Linked DNA regions of Homo sapiens: region 2 is linked to region 1. Evidence: chromatin loops called from intact Hi-C (ENCODE). Cell type or tissue: Panc1. All regions are shown on one strand. Links, peaks and the distances in the headings refer to the core of each region. The heading gives the core; the rest is flanking DNA. Region 1 overlaps MYO5C (myosin VC). Region 2 has its middle 55 kb from the start of ONECUT1.

Region 1 (10,636 bases), core at 950-8,949:
TAGAATGAAGAATTTTATTTCTATAAAATAGGCAGTATTTTATTTCTTCCCAAAGAAATCTAAAGGTTCAGGAAAAAATAGTGTGGGTTCCATTACACGAACATGACCTTTATTCACGGGTGAATGGGAAAAGACTGGCACCTGAATAGAGAGTCCTCCCCTTCCCCTGCCTCAGGAAAATAGTTTTTCTTATTTTACTTCCTAATTAACTCACTCCTTGAAATAAGGGCATACCTCCTTGTACTAAGCTAGTTGCGAAATTTGATCTTGATACATGTGATTTTTTTTTTTTTGAGATGGAAACCCCATCTCTACTAAAAATACAAAAATTGGCCGGGCGCAGTGGCTCATGCCTGTAATCCCAGCACTTTGGGAGGCCGAGGCAGGCGGATCACGAGGTCAGGAGATCCAGACCATCCTGGCTAACATGGTGAAACCCCGTCTCTACCAAAAATACAAAAAATTAGCTGGGCATGGTGGTGTGCGCCTATAATTCCAGCTACTCCGGAGGCTGGAACAGGAGAATCACTTGAACTCAGGAAGCGGAGGTTGCAGTGAGCCGAGATGGCACCACTGCACTCCAGCCTGGGTGATAGAGCAAGACTCCGTCTCAAAAAAAAAAAAAATCCTTTAACCCCGAAACCTTATTAATCCTCACTTTGGGATTATTTGTTCTTGTGGCCCCATGAGAGACACTGCCAGGCTGGCCTACTTCAGAGTTTCCCAGAGGGAAATGGTAAGAAGAAAACTCTAGAAAGCTCTTCTGGTGAATCATACGATGTTGATTTTTCTTGATGACTCACAAGAATCAGGATGTAAAAGAAAACTCAATTCTTATTAGTCACCGACAACTTGAGTGGAGTCACTTGCTGTTTTCATGCATGTTTCTACATACACTTTGGGACAGCCTCCATGCTGGAAGTCAGGTAAAAGAGGTGGTGCAGCTCCCCAAGCGTGGTCTACACAGGCTGAGGGCAAAAGGCCCAGTGGGCCCTCTGGGGTCCCTGCTGTGGATGCTGTCCCAGCATTAATATCCATCCAACCAACTGGATAAACATCAGGACTTCACAAGCACACTTCAAAAAAACTGCTTTGCAAAATGCTCATCTGTTACTACTTAAAAGCTGAAAAAAACAATTATTCTTAAAAGTTACCAAACATTCTTCATCCAGTAACTCCAGAATTCCCATTTTTGCTTCAATCAGGTCAATAACTGGTTGATTGTCATAAAAATCTATCAGCGTCCAAGGTATATCTTCCTTCATGTATTCTTCTTGTTCCAGTTTGAAGACATGCTGGGAATCCAAAGTTAATACAGAAAGTAAAACAGAATATTAAAATACGTTTCCAAAGAGCAGGATGTAAGCATTTGGAAAATGTAAATGGTTGATCTGTAATATTTATGTTTAAAAAGAAGGACCCTGAAGTATAGACAAGGCCCATACCGTGATCAATACCGCCGAGTTCCTAAAGCGAGTCTAGCTGTCATCCTCCCACCTAGTCTGAGTGGGTCTCTACCTCCTAGGACATGGCTTGGGCCAGCCTGTGTCACCACCAGCACCACATGGTACTCAGTGTGGTCCTACAGCCCCTTCCTGCTAGCAGCTATCCAAGGACAGATCCAGCCTCTTTGGCCTAATGCAGCCTGGCTGGGTGGAGCCAGCTACCTGAGAATGCTAGCTGCGGGGCCGGTGGGAGAAGCCCACTGCTTAGAGATCTTCGTGCACTACTCACTTGGGCTGTAAGGGTATCAGGGAGGCTTCCCAGAGGATGTACTCAGGCTTACCATGGAGGATGAAAGAAAGTTTGGCTGGCAGGTGGTGAGGTGGGGTAGGGTGGGGTGGGGTGGGGCATCAAGAAAACCCTCCTATGGAGGAATCCCAGTGGGAACCACATGAAAGCTCAATGGGTGCTTGAGAAACGCACCTCAAGCAGGTTAGAAATTACAGGAGGACAGCAGCAATGTGGTGGCAAAGAATGGTACAGTCAAATCACCTGAGACCTTCACACCCTCCTTAGAGAATTCTGGGCCTATGGCCTTTTTCTAGGAGCAGTGAGGACCCGCTGGAGGGCGGAGGGGTTATGATGAGACCTGGAGGATGGCTCAGAGGAGGGAAGAACCGGAGGCAGTGAGACCAATGAGGACTCAGCCCGATGCTCTTGATGGCTGGGACTCAGGGAGGAGGAAGAGGAGCGAAGAGGTCAGGATGAATGTCAGGCTCAGGACATGGGGTCCATGGCGTGACTTGACCACAGAAAGTCACGTGGAGGGTAAGCGGGCTGAGAGGAGAAGGTGGCACCGGCACTTCTACACTTGCTACTGCTGAGCTCCCTGGGGGCATCAGGTGCAAGGCCCAGTGGCAGCCAGAAGAGGGGGACTGGAGATCAGGAGAGTCCTACCCAAAGCTTTCTGTGCTGACAATTGAAGATACTACCCCTCCTGGGAGGATCTACACATTGATGGATGACTCAGAAAAAGGAGAAGAGGAAAAAGGAAGAGAAGGAGGAGGAAGTGGAAGAGGAAGAAGAACAGGAGAGGAGAACAAAAGCAAAAAAAAAAAAATAGAATTACAGCCTCTGATTTGTGATTTTTGGCAAGACATCTGGTATAAGTGTCACTTTGAGGTTAAGGTGGACATGTTGGGGAGCAGCACGCCATTGCAGCCAGGGAACAGGGTAGCAGCCACAGAGAGTTTGACTTCAGGTGAGTTATACTGAATATGCACTTGGAATAAACCTCAGCTGTAGTTATTAATGTTAAACTTCCAGGAGAGCCTTGCAAATGCTAAAGAAATGAAATTTACAATGGAATGAAATTTAATGGTTATACATGAATTAATTCTGGGCCAAAAAAAAAAAAAGAAACTTCTACTGAGTAGGATTCAATGTTAGGTCTTCTCACAATATTAGACAGTTATTATTGACTCTTTTTAAATTGATACATAATAGTTGTACATAGTTTTGTGGTACATGTGATATTCTGACACATACATACAATGTGTAATGATGACTCATTTTTAAAACAAGGAAACAGAGGCTCAGAGAACCCAAGGTCCCAGAGGGAGGTGGTAGAGCTGAGATTCAAACCCAATTTAGTTTGAGCCAAAGCCCACACTCTCCAAGACGTCATGCTATGTTTTCCTCAGGGGTTCTGAGGGAGCATAAGACTGGACACTAACAAAGGTATAACCTTTCCTTGGAGTAACTGTTAGGGTATTAAAGTGTGATTTCTATTATGAACTGGAATCACCATTCTTCCCATAAACATGTAGCCAAAGTTTAGAATGTAAGCTAAAGGGAAAATGTGAGTTAGTAAAGCATTTTAGCTTTCATGGCTTTTCAGAAACAGAGCCAAATATAAATGTTAAGGAGGCAATTATAAAAAAAATATGAGAGTAGTTTCATGGTAGGGCCAATGTAGAAAGATGTTCAATCAACTTTTAATTTCATTGACTTCTGTTAGGAGCAGAAAGGCGTCAGTACTGTTGGGAATTCAAAAGTGAATTCAATAAAGTTCTTGCATCTAGGGAACTGATTTAAGAGGTTGAAATTGTATTCAATACACATAGCAATAATAAATGCCCAAACAGCCACAAGTAGCATTTACTCAACATTTTTTAAATTGTTTTATTCATCTTTCTACCTCAGCACTTAACTTGGTACCTGGTATACACAGTATACACTCAAAAACGTCTTTTGAATAAACAAATCTTCCCAGTGGAAAAAAAAAATTGGAATCCATCTCCTGTCTGTTTCCATGGGATGATACATTTGATCTTATTGTTAGTTAGGAAGGTACCATATATGTCTTGTTCTAAATTAAGGTTGGAGAAACTCATTCCCATAATCCATTGGCCATCTGCTGTTTAGTGCTGCATGTGCCGAGATAAGCACTGGGCTGAGAGAGACAAAGAATGCCAGTCCTGGCCTCTCCAGGTGACCAAGTCTATTTGGAAACTTGCATGCAAATGATGATAATTCCATGTGACAGGCCTGCGATAAGGAAGCACATAGGAAGAGGCCAGGAGGTATCGCAGGAGGCTCTCAGGGAAGCTGGATCTCAAAACACAAGCTGGAGTTGGCCACGTGAAGATAAAGCAATGGGGAAATAACAGGAGCACGTGGGTTAAGGCAGAGAAAGCAGCAAGTGCAAAGACAGAGAGGCTCGAAAGAAAGTGGAGGCCTCAGGCAACCAACTAAATAGTTTTGTCTGGCTGCACAGAGGGTCTGTATCCAAGAAGGGCAGTGAGGCTCACACATTGGCAGGTGATTCAAAAAAGATGAAATAGATGAGAGGGTGTGATTTCAAGATTTGGCCACAAGGTGGTGCAGTGACCCAGCGTGAGGCTCCTTGCATAAAAATTTGCAACCTCAAGAAAGAAGAATGCCTCTTTCCACGAACACACACACACACACACACACACACGCGCGCGCGCGCGGCTGAGAACTAGTCAAGAAGGCAGAAAGGTCACCTACCATGTTAAACTGTTGTTGCAGTTTTTCATTAGCGTAATTGATGCAAAATTGTTCAAAGCTGTTCACATCAAAGGTTTCAAAACTGAAATACAATTTAAACAAGTTAAAATATAACCTGAAGCAAGACATATGCATTTGTTTATAGATATTTTTTGACACTTAAAAGCTTAAACGTTTGCTATGTCTTCTACAAGTTTTAAATACCCCTCAAAGCTTCTGGTTTTAATGATATCCTAGTAGTCAGTTTATAAATAACCCTTTTCCTGGTTGTCCCCCGGAAGAAATCTGGTAGGTATAAAACACCTACCTCAAGCCAGGCATTAAAATAAGCATGTCACCATATGGTGTAGTCCGCACAACAACAGTGATATTGGCAATTATTATTCTGACTTTATAGGTCAGAAAATAAGCCCGAGAGGTTAAGAAACTTGCCAAAGGTCACACAGCTTGTGTCAGAACTTAGCTGCGAAGCTGCCTGACTGTGATGCCTGTGCCTCCAATGAGAAGGCAATGTGGTTTCCTATTCTCTCCTTGTCTGTTGAGGGGAGGAGCAGCACAACTGCAGCACAATTTTGCCTCCCTAAGGGGTGCTTTCATAGCTCCTAGAGGAAAAGGGCAAAGTCATTTCATATCCTACAGCCCAGCACACCCCATCAGGGACGAGACAGACATGGCTGGCTTCCATATTCAGACTTTCATCAGCTGCCTCTGCAGTTGCCTTGGAGTTGCAAGCTCAAGAACTGAGAGGAGCCCTTGGGGAGGCAGCTGCTACTCAGCTCCTGCCGGATGTAGCCATGGATGAATGCGGCCCAGGATGTTAGATTAATTGATTCTTAAGAAAAGTCAGAAAACTGGGACTTTTAAGTGAATAATCCCACTCTGCAAAACGTGGGCCGAACAAAACAGAGGCACCAAATTTACCACCTGGCCAGATGAGCTCCTGCTGGAAGGCAGCTTGCTGAGCACTTTTAAGGTGTCAGCATTTATGCACGTCACCTCCTATAACCCTAACACAGCCCTATGTGAAGGGCTCCTGTGACTCCACTGTCACACACGAGGGTCAGAGAAGGAGTGACCATGGTGAGGACCAACAGCCAGCAAGTGGTGCCAGAAATGCAATTCGACCCCAGTGCTTGGTGCCTCCAAAGCTTTGTTCTTAATCGCTCTAATCCTGAGAGGTTCCTGCCGGCTCCTATCACAGGTCCCCTGGGAGTCTCACTTGACTGAGCTGGTTTGGCTCAATCTGGAATTCCTGGGCAGGGTAAGAACCTGGACTGTCCTCTAGACAGCTCCAGGGTGATTCATAGCAGCTCTGACAGCCCCATTCCACACGCAGCCTTGGTGGCTCAGAGATTCGGAGGCTGGTCTGCTCATGGAAGCAAGGCCAGGGCTGGGCCTGGGGGAAGATTAAAAAGGGTCTCACTGAGCTCTGCAGCTCACAGCTGGGGCCAAGGGCAGGGCTTTCTAGAACCTGGCAAAATGTCAAACATCAATGCATTATTTTGGGGCACAAAAATCTGAAGTTTAGGACCCATGGAAAGACCTAGATCTGTGACTTAAAATGCTAGAGGCACATTGGCTATGAAAACACTTCACACTGGAACCATGCTTATGGTTTTCAAGGTACCTGCATAATTTCTTCCATCATATGTTCAAAATCACCCTGCAAGAGAGGCCCCATCTTGTAGATGCAGAAACTAAGGCTTGGAGAGGTTCTGTGACTTTCTTGAGGTCACGTAACTGGTATGCTACGGAGCTCATTCCCAGGGGTCTGACCCCCAGACCCAGGTTTTTCCAACTCTGGGTCCAAAGAACATAAATACACGACAGGCTGGGGAGTCACCAGCCTTCATTCACTCTCAGCTTAGACCTTGAAGCTCACAGCTTCAGCTTTACTGGCTTTCAAAGATGCTAAGTCTTCCTTTGAGGCTTCCTTATTTCCAAGTCAAAAAGAGCTTTCTCAAAAGTTGCAGGTATGCCTAGGCGAGGGTTAGCCTAGAAGCGAGGCTGCTGGAGGGGGCGGGAAAGGCTTGGCCCCAGGCTGCAGCCCTGCTGCCTAGAGGAAAGCTGATTTTTTTGGAGGCGTATCATGAACTCAAGGGTGGCAGCAAACAGGCTATTGTTAGAATTTTTGAGAGGAATCTTAAAATAATTTACTCTAACAAGTCTTTGTGTATTTATAAATACTCTTGTCTCAGGTTTTTCCACATAGCTGAAAAATTCAAATTCCTTATTACAGTGGTTCTGGATCCTGCCTGGGGGCCACCGTCCAGCTCACTACTCCTTGCACATGGCTGCCCTTGCTCTGTCCCCACCCTCTGCTAACCTCCAGCACACCTTCCTCCCTTCCCAGGACTCATCCTAACCTCTACTGCCGGCCTGCTGCCCTCACCAGTCTCAGTCCCACGGTGGCAGGAGCCGTACATCTATGCTGTTCAACCACTGCCTCCAACACAGTGCCTGGGACATAAACATCTGTTAGATAAAAATATGAAATAATGGCTGGGTGCAGTGGCTCACGCCTGTAATCCCAGCACTTTGGGAGGCCGAGATGGACAGATCACAAGGTCAGGAGATCGAGACCATCCTGGCTAATACGGTGAAACCCAGTCTCTACTAAAAATAAAAAAAATCAGCCGGGCGTAGTGGCAGGTGCCTGTAGTCCCAGCTACCCAGGAGGCTGAGACAGGAGAATCGCTTGAACCTGGGAGGCAGAGGTTGCAGTGAGCCGAGATGGTGCCACTGCACTCCAGCCTGGGCAACAGAGCAAGACTCCGTCTCAAAAAAAAAAAAAAGAAAAAAAAGAAAGAAATAATATACTGTTAAAATAAAGGACTGTCATTTAAAAATACATCTTAAAAACACCCAAAAGAACAGGGAATAACAGAATAATTACGTATTTCCACCACAATGAAACAGGACTATTTTTAATGAGGACTATCCATTTTTAAAAGTTCACTTAAGCTTTTAACTGGCTGCTCAAACACTTTCTGGGAAGAAGACAAGGTAAATAATTGACTAGGCTATCCCAGTAATGTATTAAGCATTTTATAACTGTTGACACGTACTATTAATTGGGAGCCATATGTATTAACTTAGGATCTAAATTAAACAAAGCAGCTCCCTTGACTGTCTCCCATTTGACAGCTATGGGAAAAGCTGCCTCTCCACCTGGGTGCAAGTCCAACAGCGTGGTGTGGCCCTGTCCCCCTCCTCCCCAGGAGGCAGCAGCAGGGCCGTGAAGGCCAGAGCTCAGCTCTCCCCTTTGCATGGGGAATGGGGTTGAGCTGCTTTTTGCCATGGTGTGGGGAAGATCCCCCAATCCAGGTGGAACACTCCAGGATGCCTTTCATGGGTCAATCTTCCCCTTCTCCTGTTAAGAAACCAGGGTGGGTCCCAGGAGAGGGGCAAGGGCTGGGCACTGGGGCCAGCTGCTAGAAAAGCCTGAAGGATAACAATCTCCACAGAGCCCTCCATGCCAGCTTCCACTCTGGTTACTCCATAGCTGTTTCAGCACGAGCTGAGCCCGGGGTTTAGAAAAGGAGGACCAGGCAGAGAGAATGAAAAAGAACCCAACTCCAGGGTGGGATGAAGGGTAAGACCTCCTGGAGGAGGGCTGGGGAAAATCCAAGACCTTCTCACCCAAGAACGGAAAAGGATTGGGGTAGGGGGGTGGTTGATCAGAGACCTGGGTTCAGTCCACCTCTGGCCGCTGGGCTTGGGCAAGGTGCAAGCCTAGGTGACTTGTCATCCCCTGTGATTCGAATGGGAAGGGACCTTGGGGCTCCACACCTCAGGGGCCTTTGGTGGGAAAAGCAAAAGCAGGAGCCTCACAACTGTGCTGGGTTCTCCCACCAGCGGAGCAATTGTGACGAAGTTATTGAGTCTTTCTAAGCCTTGGTTGTTGCAGCTCTACAACGGGGATAGTTATAAGGTTGTTTAAGAAATTAAGTGAGAAAGCCCATGGAAGCCAAGCAGCCTCAGAGCTGGCACACAGTAAGCTCTTGACATTGGTCATTCCTAATTCAGCATCTCTTTAATGCACTTTGAATAAATGGCACCATAGCCCAGGAGAGTGTACTTAGCATCTATAGGGGCAAAAGCAGAGAATGTTATCTTTCTAATCATGTGAAATACAAAAGAACCAGAACAAAATGATCTAAAAACCATGCGGCTCTCAACATTTAAAGGAGGAAAGACAGGCTCACTGAAGAGAATCTTACCCATAAATGTCCAAAACACCAATAAAAGTGTGCTGCTTGCCTGAAAACTGCAACGCTTGGTTAATTCTCTCCACAATGAAGTCGAACAGGTGAGCATAGATCTTTTTGGCCAGTGCATCCCTGGCGTTGACAGCCTGAGGCCTGGTCATGGGTTTTACCACCGTCTCAGAGCTTGTGACGATTTTGCGATTGCACAGCCACTGAGCAACTCTGCCACTCTCCAGGCCCAGGAGCTCACAGAACACCTTCAGGTGACTGTCATCCTCCTTCAAAAACAAGCACAAGCCCCGTCAGGTGGCCCAGCCATCCAAAGACACACAATCCCACCCGGCCAAGGCCCCCGTGCCCACACTCAGGCCTGTGCAAGAGCTGAGTAGTAGCTGGCACAAGGACGCCCAGCCTCAGGAGGTGGAGATAGACCTGGGAGTAGAGCAAGGGGGCTACAGCAGCACGGGTCCTGCACCTGGCCCTTGGCAGACCACCCCTGCAGCAATGCCAGGGAGTCCAGGGCTGCGTCCCACGCTGATTTTTCATTTTAACCAAAGAATGTCAGCGGTGACTAAGGCCATAGAGGCCACCCTCTCTAGACCCTGCCCTGTTCCTGTGGATGTGGATGCAGCCCTCTCTCTTCCCTTTGAACCATCCTGGGCCACTTGTCAGAGTGTGCACTCACCCTGCCCCACCTCGTGTGGCCAGGGGTTTGCCTGGATGGTTGGTCCAGGAGGTACCCAGGTGTTGCTGCCAGGCAGAAGCTGGTGGGAGTCCCATGGCTGAGCTAGTGCCTCAGCTGACACGAGGGCTGGGGTGGGACTTTTCCTGAATACACAAAGTGAAATCTTGCTTCTCCCCCAAGCCAGGGCATGAGAGCTGCCCCGCTGGTCAGCAGATGAAAAAAGGGAAGAGGTGCTCCCATTTCCCTTCAGCCAGTGTGGACAAAGGGCTCCTGTCCTCAGGCAAGGATGTGACTCCCAGCTCCTCTCTCAGGCAGGAGAACTCCCAAGGCAGGCTCCCCTGCCGGCACCATTCCAGCCCACCAGGAAATCTACATGATTGCACTAAAAAGCCTCAGGACACAGTGTAGGAAGCCATGGAAACAGTCCTGCCCCTCCCTGCGCTCTACCCACACCCCCTGCTGACCAATATCACAGTAACACAGAGCTGGCTTTGACGTGCCTGACCTTATAAGGGAAGGGACTGGCAGTGGCATTTGGTTTCCTTCCTTCTAAGAAAGAATGAAACCTTCTGAGTCAAAAACAATTCAGCTGCAGGTGCTGCTATGGGAAAAAAATGCAAAGGGGCGGCAGCTTTTCAAAAAGTCAGATGGCTTTGTCCAAATTTAACGTGTCCAACATTTCAAGTTCCTGATACAAATGGGTGGAGATGGATCCCAAATCTAGGACCAATAATTATAGGACTGGGAATTTTCTACAAATATTCTTAGAAGCCTTTCCAAAGGATTTTCAGTCAATCAATTTTAATTCCTCCTCCAAAATGCTACCTTAATAAGAAGCTTCACGGGAGAGGGCTCAGTGTGATGGCATTTGTTGGGTAGAAATCACATTTTTAATCTATGGGGGTTTGGGGAAAAAAGGGCAGAAGCCCAGCTTCTCTGAGGTAACTGAGCAAGGCAACAGAGGGGGATCTGCCACTTCAGACACACCACACTCTCCCCCAGGCCTCTCGTCACCTCTCTCCCTGCTTTCCCACTTGGGGAATTGACTCATTCTGGGAGGTCTGGACACTGCAGGCAGGATGGGATGGACGCTGAGGTGAAAGCTGGAGGAGAGGAAGGAGAATTACTTCCTGGTCATGGCAAAAGGCCTAAAACGCTAAGCCCAGGAGCTCATGCTCCACTCAGCTCTGCTCTCTCCCCAAACCGTTGGTAGCAGACAGCCAAGAACTCACCGGTTACACAAAATGATCAACTATTCCCATCA
Region 2 (12,840 bases), core at 2,148-10,147, 480 kb after region 1:
TTTAATGGTCATATAGCCACATGGTCATAATAATTTTATTATATTAGGATTTCTTTCTTTTCTCTCTCTCTTCTCTCTTTTTTTTTTTTTTGAGGTGGAGTCTCACTCTGTTGCCAGGCTGGAGTGCAGTGGCGTGATCTCAGCTCACTGCAACCTCTGCCTCCCGGGTTCAAGTGATTCTTGGGGTTTCATTTTTAAAAAGCTAATACATGAATCCCAGTCAGGAAGAAGAGGGACGATGAATAGTTAGGAAGCTGAAGGGGTAGAAAGAGGAGAATGGAGATGTAAAATGCAGAGACCGCAGCAGAGAGGAGTTGGCTTCCAAGGCTACCTTTTTTGAGGTGACTCAGAAATCTGGAAGTAGCCCTCCTCCCTTCCAGCCCCAAAGGGCTTCTTGAGGGGTTCCAACAAGCATTTGGAGTCTGGACAGCTATAAACTGTATATTACCCTGTCCCTGCCTTGCAACTAGGTGTATTCTATATCCATGATACAAGAGAAGCCCATTCTTCATTGACTGAGAGACTGCTAGGAGGTCAGGATTGTTCTTAGACCAGTTTGAACCCCAAAAACCTAAACTGAATTTGATTTAGATTCTTGAATAGGCTCCAGTTTCTGAAAGGATCACATAGCCTTGTAATCAGAATGCTGGTGGTTTCCGAAGCTGTTGCCTTTCTTTTTTAACCAAACTCACCACCTGCTTAAATTTAGCCTTCTTTTCTCTTTATGGAAGGGACAGTTATCTCCAAATGGGTCTAAACTCAAGTTACTTTCTAGCCCAGCAGTTGCTCAGCTGGTAGCTTGTGGGGATATATTTATTTAAGTGAAGTGTCTGCATCCTCTTCTGTTAATCAATTCTGGAAATCAACATCTCTCCACTCCTTCTTTTGGTGAGAGAAAAATCCACCCTCCCCAAATCTGCAAAGACTCTGCATAGCACACATGCTTCAACTTTTGTCCTCTTCTCACAGATGGCATGATCCATTTCCTGTTGACTTGGTTTGTCTCACGCACGTGCCATTAGATCTAATGACTAACGCATGCCACCTTCTGAAGAGAACCTAAATAACCTTCCTGTAATTCTAGTTCTTTTGTAATAGACCCAAATCTGGTTTCTCTTCCTGGTCTACTTAAGGCAAATGCTATGGAGGTAATTTTTCTATCCCCTTGCCAAAGGATGTGAGGGTAAGGTTAGCGACCCACTGCTGCACTGCACTTCTGCTTCAGAAGCAAAAGAAAGACAATAGCCAAAGGGTTACTGGAGAAGCATAATAAATAGTTTTCACTTATTACAGCTTTTATGGTCCAATTCTCCAAGGTGCATAAAACCAGCACATTGAGATAGGGCAAATGAGTCTAAGTGTTATATCGTGGCTTTCTTGTCTCATAGTACACCCCGGAGAATACCTGAAACCCTGCGTTAGCCAACACCAAGGTTAAAAATACCTCTCTCTCCTCTGGCTGGGGGAGAGAGCAGGTTTCACCTTGTCGAGGGACAGTGAAGGCCATAGCCGCACTTTCTTGACTAGGACATTCTCTTGCTGGAGACCTGCCTAAATACAAGTATAGCCCACCATAGAATTTCTCCCAGAAACATGGTCGGCTCCGTCTTGAGCTGTCATCATAACTTCAGAAGAGTTGGGAAGGGCTTTCTTCTAGCAAAAACTACCTCCTCTACCTTAATAGCTAGAGAGTCAGCCACCTGAAATTCTTTTCCTTTTTTCCTTTAAAAAAAAAAAAAAAAGACAGACTCTTGCTATATTGCCCAGGGTGGTCTCGAACTCCTGCTTTCAAGTGATCTTCCCGCCTAGTCCTTCCAAAGTCCTGGGATTACAGATGTGAGCCACCCTACTTGGCCAGCCACCTGAAATTCTATCAGTGACAGATTCCTTTAGCTGAAGTCATGTTCAAATGTAATCCTCCCAAGAATGGTAACATTATACATCAATGCATTAAACAAAACAACCTGTGCTTATTGAAAAAGTCATATGTGCACACGGTAAAACAAAATTCAAATAGTACAAAAGGGTATATAGCTGGGCACAGTGACTCATGCCTGTAATCCCAGCAGTTGGGGAGGCTGAGGCAGGAGGATCACTTGAAGCTAGGAGTTCAAGACCAGGGCAAAAAACAAGGCCCCTGACTCTACAAAAAAAAAAAAATTAGCTCAGCATGGTGGCATGTGCCTATGGTCCCAGCGACTCAGGAGGCTGAAGTGAGCTATGACTCCACCACTGTACTCCAGCCTGTACCGTGGAGTGAGACCCTGTCTCTAAAGAAAAAAAAAAAAAAAGAGTATACATTAAAATTGGTCTTCTTCTTCCCCAGTATCCTCAGTACCCCAGTTATTCCCCATCTCGCCAACCCCCATCCCCCAGCAATCACACTTAGCAGCCTTATCTGGGCTTCCCGAAATATTCTGTACATATTCAGGCATATGTATAATATATACCCCTTTATAGCCCTCCCTCTTTTTGCCTCCTTGCTTTTGCTCCAAGGGTAACTTAGCACTTGGAGAGGGATTTCATCCTTCCCAGCAGCTGCCCTGTGTTCCATGGTCACCACAACAGAGGGTAGAAGCTGGCCTGGCTTAAGGATGATTGAGAGGCTCAATATTTCCTTCAACAAACAAACAAAAAATGCCAAGGCCACCTTAAGGTGGCTTGCTTTAGTAAGAGATAAGCTCATAAAACAGTATTTATTCAATAAAACCTGGCAAAATATTTTAGGAGTAAGTTAAGTTTTGCCAAGAGAAGTGCTTATAAACTTTGAGAGCAAGGTAGACCTTCACATATCCAGGCTTCTTCTACCTGAATTTGTTGCTGCTACTCTTGCTTTTGTCCCTTATGGGTTTAGGGTGCAGGTAGAGACCAGGCAGAGCAGTTGTGAAAGTAGAAGGGGTTGGGCCTTGCCCAGAATGAGGAGTGAGATCAGGATAGCGTTGTAAGTCAAAAATAAAAACAGACAAATCCATTTCCCAAGAGAACACAAGGGAGTTTCCTGTAGAAGCCTGTAACATTCTGATTTCTATACAAAACATTTCATGTTTGTGACTTACTTGATTCTAAGGTTAGAGTTAAGTAGACTCCATTCATATAATGAATAAATAAGTAGGTTTTGTGTTTCATGAGATTAAGATAAATGTGGTCTAACTGAGAAGTACCAGTTTCATACATGTTTGATACTTTATATAACTTGTATAATGATCATTTATGTCACTCAGCTTTTCCGTGTGACACTTTCTCCATTTATAAGATACACTTAGCATTCTGTCAGTTTAGAAACGTTTACCTGAATCTCAAATTTTAGATCTAACTTCCAGGTTACAAAAAATTCAAAGAATAGAGAAAAAGCTGTATAACATCACTAAGAAGCCATTAGACACATCCAGGAGGCCTGGCATTTGGCAGGTCAGCTGATGCCATGTCAACAGTCAGTAGCATGACAGAAAGAGACTGTTAGAGATTGAGAGACTATAGGGACATTAAAAAACAGGTGCAATGTATCGTCTTGTATTGGATCTTAGTTTAGAGAAACCAAGTATAAAGGACATTTTTAGGACAATTTGGGAAATTTGAGTTTTAATTAGGAATTATATATTAAAGAATATAATTATTTTATTTAATTTTTTCCCCAGAAAATCCTTACGCAGAAAGGAATATAACCATACCATTTGGCTACATGTAAAAATGTTATTTTGACTCTAAAAAAAGTTTTATTTGCAAAAGATGTACCCTGAAGTTAAAAAAACAGTGTTTTTCCTCTCCTTGAACTTTGAGTTCTTGAAGGTTACCAGACCAGGATAAACATGGCTATGCTACATTTTCATTTTTGTGCTGGTTGCTCAGAAGCAAGTGTCATTACTGACAACTGGGATGGGGTGTGTGGAGAGGAAATTACAGCAAATCAAAATGTTTGCAGCCATACATGGCTGTGATTCTTGAGTTACCTCTTTGTGGGTGTTGAGTTCTTGTATTAAGTTTTGCACCATCAGCAGAGCAGGACATGTGTTATGTAAAGCCAGGGTTCTTGCATCACAGTATTCAAGCCCTCTTACCCAGATCCTATCACATTCAGCTGCAGATGTAGCAAGAAGTTCCAAAGCAGGAAAAAAAAAAAAAAAAAAAGCATGTCCCAGGACTACAACCTGCCCTCTGGGTCTCAGTATATTATGAATGAAAGTGAACAATAAAGACTCCCTGTTGGGTGGGAAGGCAGAGGGAAGTCACTTGAGGCTTCAGGGCCCTCCAAGCATAGAAACCTCAATCATGCCTGAGTCTCTCTTTTCTAAGAAGTCCTTTCTCAGGAGGAACCAGTGAGAAGAACCAACTATTATCGGTGCGCTCCAGCTTCCTGGGCTGGAAGATTTGGACTAGACCTTGAGGTTCCTATAGAGACAGCTGCCCTTAGTGGCCCCCAACCTGGGCCTGGACCTGAGAGTCAGGAACAGCTCCCATTGGAACTGCCTCTTTAAGCTCATTCCTGTCTGTCCTAATATCCCTCAAGCCTAGGTCCCAGGGAGCCCTGCTGGATTCTGGCTGATTCAGAAGGCCATGTCCTACACATCCTTCCAAGTGGCTGCTCTGCTGAGTGGGCTGGGAGGAGGTGCAGCCTGCTGGGCAGTGAGCGTTGACTGAGTATTTTGATAGCACTGGGGAGCTCTCTGAGCAGGCACCACCATGCCCATCTGTCCATTAGCAGTAGGCTATGGATTAGGAGTGGTAGAAAGGATATCTTTAAATAGATTTCTTTGTTTGTTTGTTTGGTTTGAGGCCTAGTGATTGAGGTCACTCTGGGAAAAGCTTCAGGAAGCTCTGGTCAGAAACTTTGGGTTTTACATTTCACAACAATTATCCTTCCACTGGGGAAAAGAAAAGGTTAGTTAGGTGGGGTAGAGAAATGAGGACCAGAAGTTCCCCGCCTAGGAAAATCAGAATATGAAACATTATTGAAATACATATTAATATTTCATATGTCTTAGTCATGGCTGGGAGGGTTCAGCCTAATTGGCAAACTCAGCTTTATCAGGGAATCCTTGGTATCTGCTGCTGAAATGCAACTCAGATCCTTGTCACCTTTGAGCCTGTCCTTCACAGATAAAAGACATGAGTTTGGAATGGGTTTCTGCACTGTGGAAGGGGGAATAGACTTACTCAACGTCTTGGCTTTAAGTCCTAGCTCTGGTACTTGTTAATCTTGGTATTTTAAATAAGTCTCTTGGCAGGCACGGTGGCTTATGCTTGTAATCCAGCACTTTAGGAGGCCAAGGTGGGAGATCCCTTGAGCCTGGGAGTTGGAGACTAGCCTGGGCAACTTAGTGAGACCATTTCTACAAAAAACTTTAAAATCAGTTGGGCGTGGTGGTGCACACCTGTAGTCCCAGCTAACTCGAGAGGATAGCTTGAGTCCAGAAGGTCAAGGTTGCAGTGAGCTATGATCACACCACTGCACTCCAGCCTGGGTGACCAAACAAACAAACAAACAGAAAAAAACAACAAAAACAAGTTTCTTGACCTCCCCGGGGCTCAGCAACTAACAGATAACTGAGATAACTGTGGTCAGGTATAGGCTCGGGCAACTGCACATGGTGAGCAGATTTTGGGTTTGTGAGAGAAGACAGAAGAGAATTGAGTGGAGCTCCTCCCAGGCCCGCAACAAAAAATTATAAATTTGGAGGCTGGGCATGGTGGCACACACCTGTATTCCTAGCTACCTGGGAGGCTTAGGCAGGAGGATTGCTTGTGCTCAGTAGTTTGAGGTTGCAGAGAGCTGTGATCACACCACTGCATTCCAGCCTGGGTGACAGAGCAAGATCGTCTCCAAATACATACATAGATATGTACACAAATACATAATTTGGCTATAGTTTTATTTTTAAAATATGTTTTAAATGATGGAACTTCCTATACTAGCATATAATTTATAATTTCTTTGTAATTCATTTTTTTGAAAGTGTGAAACATTTGCAAGTCACCCTTTATTCTTCTTTCACCAGTGTGGTATTAATCACCCAGTGATTACCCAGAAGTAATGCTTAGGGCTCCTTCCTGATGCCCCAGGCTAGGGGAAAGCGTAGGGGATAGGGTGGGGATGGGGTAGGGGCAGGTAATTTTGCCTCCAAGCCTTACATCACTGTTTACAAGTTCATTCCTCCCTGCCTCATCATGTAAATCCCCATAAAAATGGCATCTCCCTATAGTGACTGTCCATCAAATAATGACTTTGTCACCTTCTGCTCCTGTGTTCTGGATATCTCATTGTTTTACCTCCCTCTCTTTATGCTCCCTTTTCCCCTGGGTTTTGCTGATGGTAAACTGGTCAAGTGCTGCCACCTACTGGCCAAAATGTATATTACTAAAGAGCTGTGGTCTGGAAAAGGTTAAGGCCCAAGGTGCCTGTGTTACAAATGACTGGATTGCGGCTTTTCACATAATTTTGTTAGCAACCTATCAGCAAAGAAAGAGTTCACAACTGTGCTTTCAGGGAAAAACGAATTTTGACATAGTTGTTTAATGAGTGTTAAAACTTTTTATGTTGAAATAGTTTTAGATTTACAGAAAAGTTGTACAAATGGTACAAGAAGTTCTGCTTGGCCTTTACTCAGGGTTCCCTAATATTAACATTCCTAAGAGTAACTGCAGGACAATAATTGAAACCAGGAAATGGACATTTGTACAATACCGTTAATTACTCCACAGATATAATTTGAAGTTTGCCAGCTTTCTCACTAATGCTCTTTTTCTTGTCCAGGATCCAATGATTCATTATCTTCTATTATATTTATTTGTCTTGTCTCCTGGACTCCTCTAATCTGTGATAGCTCCTCCATCTTTCTTGACCTTCACACTTTATTTTTTTTATTTTTTATTTTTATTTTTGAGACAGGGTCACCCAGGCTGGAGTGCAGTGGCGCGACCATCAGGGCTCACTGCAGCCTCGACCTCCTGGGGTCAGGAACTCCTCCCACCTCAGCCTCGTGAGTAGCTGGGACCACAGGTGCGTGCCACCACACCTAGTGATATGGTTTGGTTCTGTGTCCCCACCCAAATCTCATCTCAAATTGTAATCCCCATAATCCCCAAGTGTTGAGAGAGGGACCGGGTGGGAGGTGATTGGATCACGGGGATGGTTTCCCCCATGCTGTTCTCGGGATAGTGAGTGAGTTCTTACAAGATCTGATGGTTTTATAAGGCAGTTTTCCCTTGCTGGCTCTCCCCTGCCTGCCACCATGTAAGATGTGTTTGCTTCCCGTTCTGCCATGATTGTAAGTTTCCTGAGGCCTCCCTAGCATTGGGGAACTGTGAGTCAATTAAACCTCCTTTGTTTATAAATTACTCAGTCTCGGGTACTATCTTTACAGCAGTGTGAGAATGGACTAACACACCTGGCTAATATATATATATATATATATATATATATATACATATATATATTACATATAAAACCCTGTCCCCACTATATATAGTATATATAGTGTGTATATATATATAGTATATACATAGTGTATATATATACAATATATATAAAACCCTATCCCCACTACATATATAGGTTTTTTTTTTTTATGTTGCCCAGGCTGGTTTTGAACTCCTGGGTTCAAGCCATCTGCCTGTCTCGGCCTCCCAAAGTGCTGGGATTACAGGATTACAGGTGTGAGCCACTGCACCCGACGACCTTCACATTTTTGAAGAGTAATGGTCAATTATCTTGTAAAATGTCCCTCAGTTTGTCCGCTATTTTCTCATGATTAGGTTGAGGTAATCTGTCTTTGTCGAGAATACTGCCATGTTCTTAGTGCATCATATGAGGGGATGCATGATGTTGATACGTCTTATTTATTAGTAGTGATGCTAACTTTCATCTCTTGGTTAAGAAGGGGGGAACTGTCAAGTTCCTCCTGGTTAAATTGCTATTTTTCCTTCACAATTAATAAGTATTGCAGGAAAATGCTTTGAGATTATGCAAATATCCTATATCTTACCATACTTTACCTATTGACTTTAGAATTTCTAGATGGTTCTTGCCTGCAGCAATTATTAATGCGGTATTCGTTTGCATAGTTGTGATTACCTATTTTCATCTTTTCATCTCTCCTACATTTTAAAATAGGAATTCTACTATAAGGAAGAACTGTCCCTTTCCCCCATTTATGTATCTATTCAATTATATAATTAGCTCAGTATGGACTCATGCATATTTTATTCTGTGGACTATAATCCAGTACTATCATTATTTATTTTGTTGTTCAAATTATCCAAGCTTAGGCTTTGGGAGCTCTTTCAAGCTAGCTTCTGTGCCCTTTGACATGCCCCATAATTTTTAAAAAACAGCTTTCTGGAGGTATAATTGACAAATACAAATTGTGCTAATTTACACTGTATAACTTGATATATATATATCAGCTTTCTCAGGAACCTCACAGAGCACACCATGTTATTCTCAGTGTGTGAACTCAGAAAAGGGCACATGAAATCATCTTCCCTGAGCACAGTGACTCAGTTACTACCCAATTATCACAAGTACCCAACCCAGGACCTCAGGACCTTGGCATTTTACCCTGTGGAGAAATAGACTTGGCATGACAAAAGTAACAATTATGAAGAAGTTACAAAGGTTTAAAAAAAAACTTTGAGAGTGGGTGCGGTGGCTTATGCCTGTAATCCCAGCACTCTGGGAGGCCAAGGTGGGCGGATCACTTGTGGTTAGGAGTTTGAGGCCAGCCTGGCCAATATAGTGAACCCCCGTCTCTACTAAAAATATACAAATTAGCTGAGTGTGGTGGTGCACGCCTGTAATCCCAGCTACTCAGAAGGCTGAGGCAGGAGAATTGGTTGAACCCAGGAGGCAGAGCTTGCAGTGAGCTGAGATTACGCCACTGCACTCCAGCCTGGGGTGACAGAACAAGGCTCTGTTTCAAAAAAAATGATTTTGAGTTCTGAAGCTTTCTGAACCACTAACATGTATGGCTGCTGGCTTCCTTGCTGAGAGGGCATGTGAACATCAGCTTGGTGCTTTCATCCTTGGGCAGGGAGGAATGGCAGAGAAGAAGCTCTGAAAAGCATCTCCTCTACAAAGGCGATGAGAACAATGGCAAAAATGGTCAAAGTCAACTTTTTCAGAACTCTGGAAATTATCCAAAGGCTTGCAACAATTGAAGGAATGTTTAAGAAAAACAGCCTGAATCTCAGTAAGAACAGCAGGTTTGTGACATTTTTGTCAGGCCTCTGAGCCCAAGCTAAGCCATCATATCCCCTGTGACCTGCACGTACCTGCACGTACCTGCATGTACACATCCAGATCGCCAGTTCCTGCCTTAACTGATGACATTCCTCCACAAAAGAAGTGAAAATGGCCTGTTCCTGCCTTAACTGATGACATTGTCTTGTGAAATTCCTTCTCCTGGCTCATCCTGGCTCAAAAGCTCCCCAACTGAGTACCTTGTGACCCCCACTCTGCCCACCAGAGAACAACCCCCCTTTGACTGTAATTTTCCTTTACCTACCCAAATCCTATAAAATGGCCCCACCCCATCTCCCTTCGCTGACTCTCTCTTCGGACTCAGCCCGCCTGCACCCAGGTGAAATAAACAGCCATGTTGCTCACACAAAACCTGTTTGGTGGTCTCTTCATGCTGACGCAAGTGAAATTTGGTGCCATGACTCGGATCAGGGGACCTCCCTTGGGAGATCAATCCCCTGTCCTCCTGCTCTTTGCTCCGTGAGAAAGATCCACCTACAACCTCAGGTCCTCAGATCGACCAGCCCAAGAAACATCTCACCAATTTCAAATCCGGTAAGCGGCCTCTTTTTACTCTCTTCTCCAACCTCCCTCACTATCCCTCAACCTCTTTCTCCTTTCAATCTTGGTGCCACACTTCAATCTCTCCCTTCTCTTAATTTCAATTCCTTTCATTTTCTGGTAGAGACAAAGGAGACAGGTTTTATCCGTGGACCCAAAACTCTGGCACCGGTCACAGACCAGGCAAGGCAGCCTTCCCTTGGTGTTTAATCATTGCAGGGACGCCTCTCTGATTATTAATCCAGGTTTCAGAGGTGTCAGACCATGCAGGGACGCCTGCCTTGGTCTTTCACCCTTAGCGGCAAGTCCCGCTTTTCAAGGGGAGGGGCAAGTACCCCAACCTTCTCTCCGTGTCTCTACCCCTTCTCTGCCTTTCTGGGGGGCAAGAAACCCCCAACCCCTTCTCCTTCACCTTTAGCGGCAAGTCCCATTTTTCTGGGGGAGGGGCAAGTATGCCAACCTTGTATCTCTGCCCCTCGATTGCTTATTTCCACACCCCGACCTCTTATATCTCTGCACCCCGATCCCTTATTTCCGCGCCCCAACCTCTTATATCTCTGTGCCCCGATCCCTTATTTCCACACCCCGGTCTCGTATCTCTGTGCCCCGACCACTTTCCCACTTTTCTGGAGGGTAAGAACCCCCGAACCCCTTCCCTCCATGTCTCTACTCTCTCTTTTCTCTGGGCTTGCTTCTTTCACTATGGGCAACCTTCCACCCTCCATTCCTCCTTCTTCTCTCTTAGCCTGTGTTCTTAAGAACTTAAAACCTCTTCAACTCTCACCTGACCTAAAATCTAAGCGTCTTTTCTTCTGCATTGCCGCTTGACCCCAATACAAACTTGACAGTAGTTCCAAATAGCCAGAAAACGGCACTTTCAATTTTTCCATCCTGCAAGATCTAAATAATTCTTGTCATAAAATTGGCAAATGGTCTGAGGTGCCTGACGTCCAGGCATTCTTTTACACATCGGTCCCTTCCTAGTCTCTGTGCCCAATGCAACTCATCCCAAATCTTCCTTCTTTCCCTCCCGCCTATCCCCTCAGTCCCAACCCCAAGCGTCGCTGAGTCTTTCTAATCTTCCTTTTCTACAGACCCATCTGACCTCTCCCCACCTCCCCAGGCTGCTCCTCGCCAGGCGGAGCTAGGTCCCAATTCTTCCTCAGCCTCCACTCCTCCACCCTATAATCCTTTTATCACCTCCCCTCCTCACACCTGGTCCGGTTTACAGTTTCATTCCATGAGTAGTCCTCCCCCACCTGCCCAGCAATTTCTTCTTAAAAAGGTGGCTGAAGCTAAAGGCATAGTCAAGGTTAATACTCCTTTTTCTTTATCCGACCTCTCCCAAATCAGTTAGCGTTTAGACTCTTTTTCATCAAATATAAAAAACCCAGCCCAGTTCATGGCTCATTCGTCAGCAACCCTGAGACGCTTTACAGCCCTACACCCTAAAAGGTCAAAAGGCCGTCTTATTCTCAATATACATTTTATTACCCAATCTGCTCCCGACATTAAATAAAACTCCTTCTGGCCCTCAAACCCCACAACAGGATTTAATTCACTCGCCTTCAAGGTGTACAATAATAGAAAAAAGTTGCAATTCCTTGCCTCCACTGTGAGACAAACCCCAGACACATCTCCAGCACACAAGAACTTCCAAACACCTGAACCGCAGTGGCCAGGTGTTCCTCCAGAACCTCCTCCCCCAGGAGCTTGCTACAAGTGCCAGAAATCTGACCACCAGGCCAAGGAATGCCTGCAGCCCAGGATTCCTCCTAAGCCGTGTCCCGTCTGTGCGGGACCCCACTGGAAATCAGACTGTTCAACTCACCTGGTGGCCACTCCCAGAGCCCCTGGAACTCTGGCCCAGGGCTCTCTGACTGACTCCTTCTCGGCTTAGCGCCTGAAGACTGACACTGCCCGATCGCCTCAGAAGCCCTGTAGACCATCACGGACACCGAACTTTAAGTAACTCTCACAGTGGAGGGTAAGTCCATCCCCTTCTTGATCAATACAGAGGCTACCCACTCCACATTACCTTCTTTTCAAGGGCCTGTTTCCCTTGTCTCCATAACTGTTCTGGGTATTGACAGCCAGGCTTCTAAACCTCTTAAAACTCCCCAACTCTGGTGCCAACTTAGACAATACTCTTTTATGCACTCTTTTTTAGTTATCCCCACCTGCCGAGTTCCCTTATTAGGCCGAGATATTTTAACCAAATTATCTGCTTCCCTGACTATTCCTGGACTACAGCCACATCTCATTGCTGCCCTTCTCCCCAACCCAAAGCCTCCTTCGTGTCTTCCTCTGGTATCCCCCTACCCTAACCCACAAGTATAGGACATCTCTACTCCTTCCCTGGCAACCAATCACATGCCCATTACCACCCCATTAAAACCTAATCACCCTTACCCCGCTCAACGCCAATATCCCATCCCACAGCATGCTTTAAAAGGATTAAAGCCTGTTATCACTTGCCTGCTACAGCATGGGCTTCTAAAACTTATAAACTCTCCTTACAATTCCCCCATTTTACCTGTCCAAAAACCAGACAAGTCTTACAGATTAGTTCAGGATCTGCGCCTTATCAACCAAATTGTTTTGCCTATCCACCCTGTGGTGCCCAACCCGTACACTCTTTCGTCCTCAATACCTTCCTCCACAACTCACTATTCTGTTCTTGATCTTAAAGATGCTTTTTTCACTATTCCCCTGCACCCCTTGTCCCAGCCTCTCTTTGCTTTCACCTGGACTGACCCTGACACCCATCAGTCCCAGCAGCTTACCTGGGCTGTGCTGCCGCAAGGTTTCAGGGACAGCCCTCATTACTTCAGCCAAGCTCTTTCTCATGATTTACTTTCTTTCCACCCCTCCGCTTCTCACCTTATTCAATATATTGATGACCTTCTTCTTTGTAGCCCCTCCTTTGAATCTTCTCAACAAGACACACTTCTGCTCCTTCAGCATTTATTCTCCAAAGGATATCAGGTATCCCCCTCCAAAGCTCAAATTTCTTCTCCATCCGTTACCTACCTCGGCATAAT

Evidence for each region. Hi-C counts contacts between places; a loop is a spot of excess contacts. Peaks named below come from ENCODE experiments on the same cell type or tissue, not always from the same donor. Only the 100,000 strongest peaks of a DNase experiment are listed, where the experiment ranks them.
Region 2: a loop joins it to region 1, with 13 times the contacts of the local background. A loop is called at or near these places in 103 of 110 quality-filtered maps.

The regions. Positions count from the first base shown.
Region 1 is chr15:52,252,163-52,262,798 of GRCh38, forward strand. MYO5C (myosin VC) reads right to left here. Exons shown (of 41, transcript NM_018728.4): 10 at 8,700-8,965; 11 at 4,477-4,558; 12 at 1,155-1,295. Among named protein-coding and RNA genes, the nearest start is that of MIR1266, 20 kb to the right of the region's middle. RefSeq lists enhancers at 5,155-5,731, 8,038-8,613. In Panc1, for the core only: a CTCF peak has its summit at 4,322 (motif pointing right); a DNase peak (open chromatin) is centred at 4,329.
Region 2 is chr15:52,729,346-52,742,185 of GRCh38, forward strand. No RefSeq gene overlaps it. Among named protein-coding and RNA genes, the nearest start is that of ONECUT1, 55 kb to the right of the region's middle. In Panc1, for the core only: CTCF peaks have their summits at 6,326 (motif pointing left) and 6,525; a DNase peak (open chromatin) is centred at 6,316.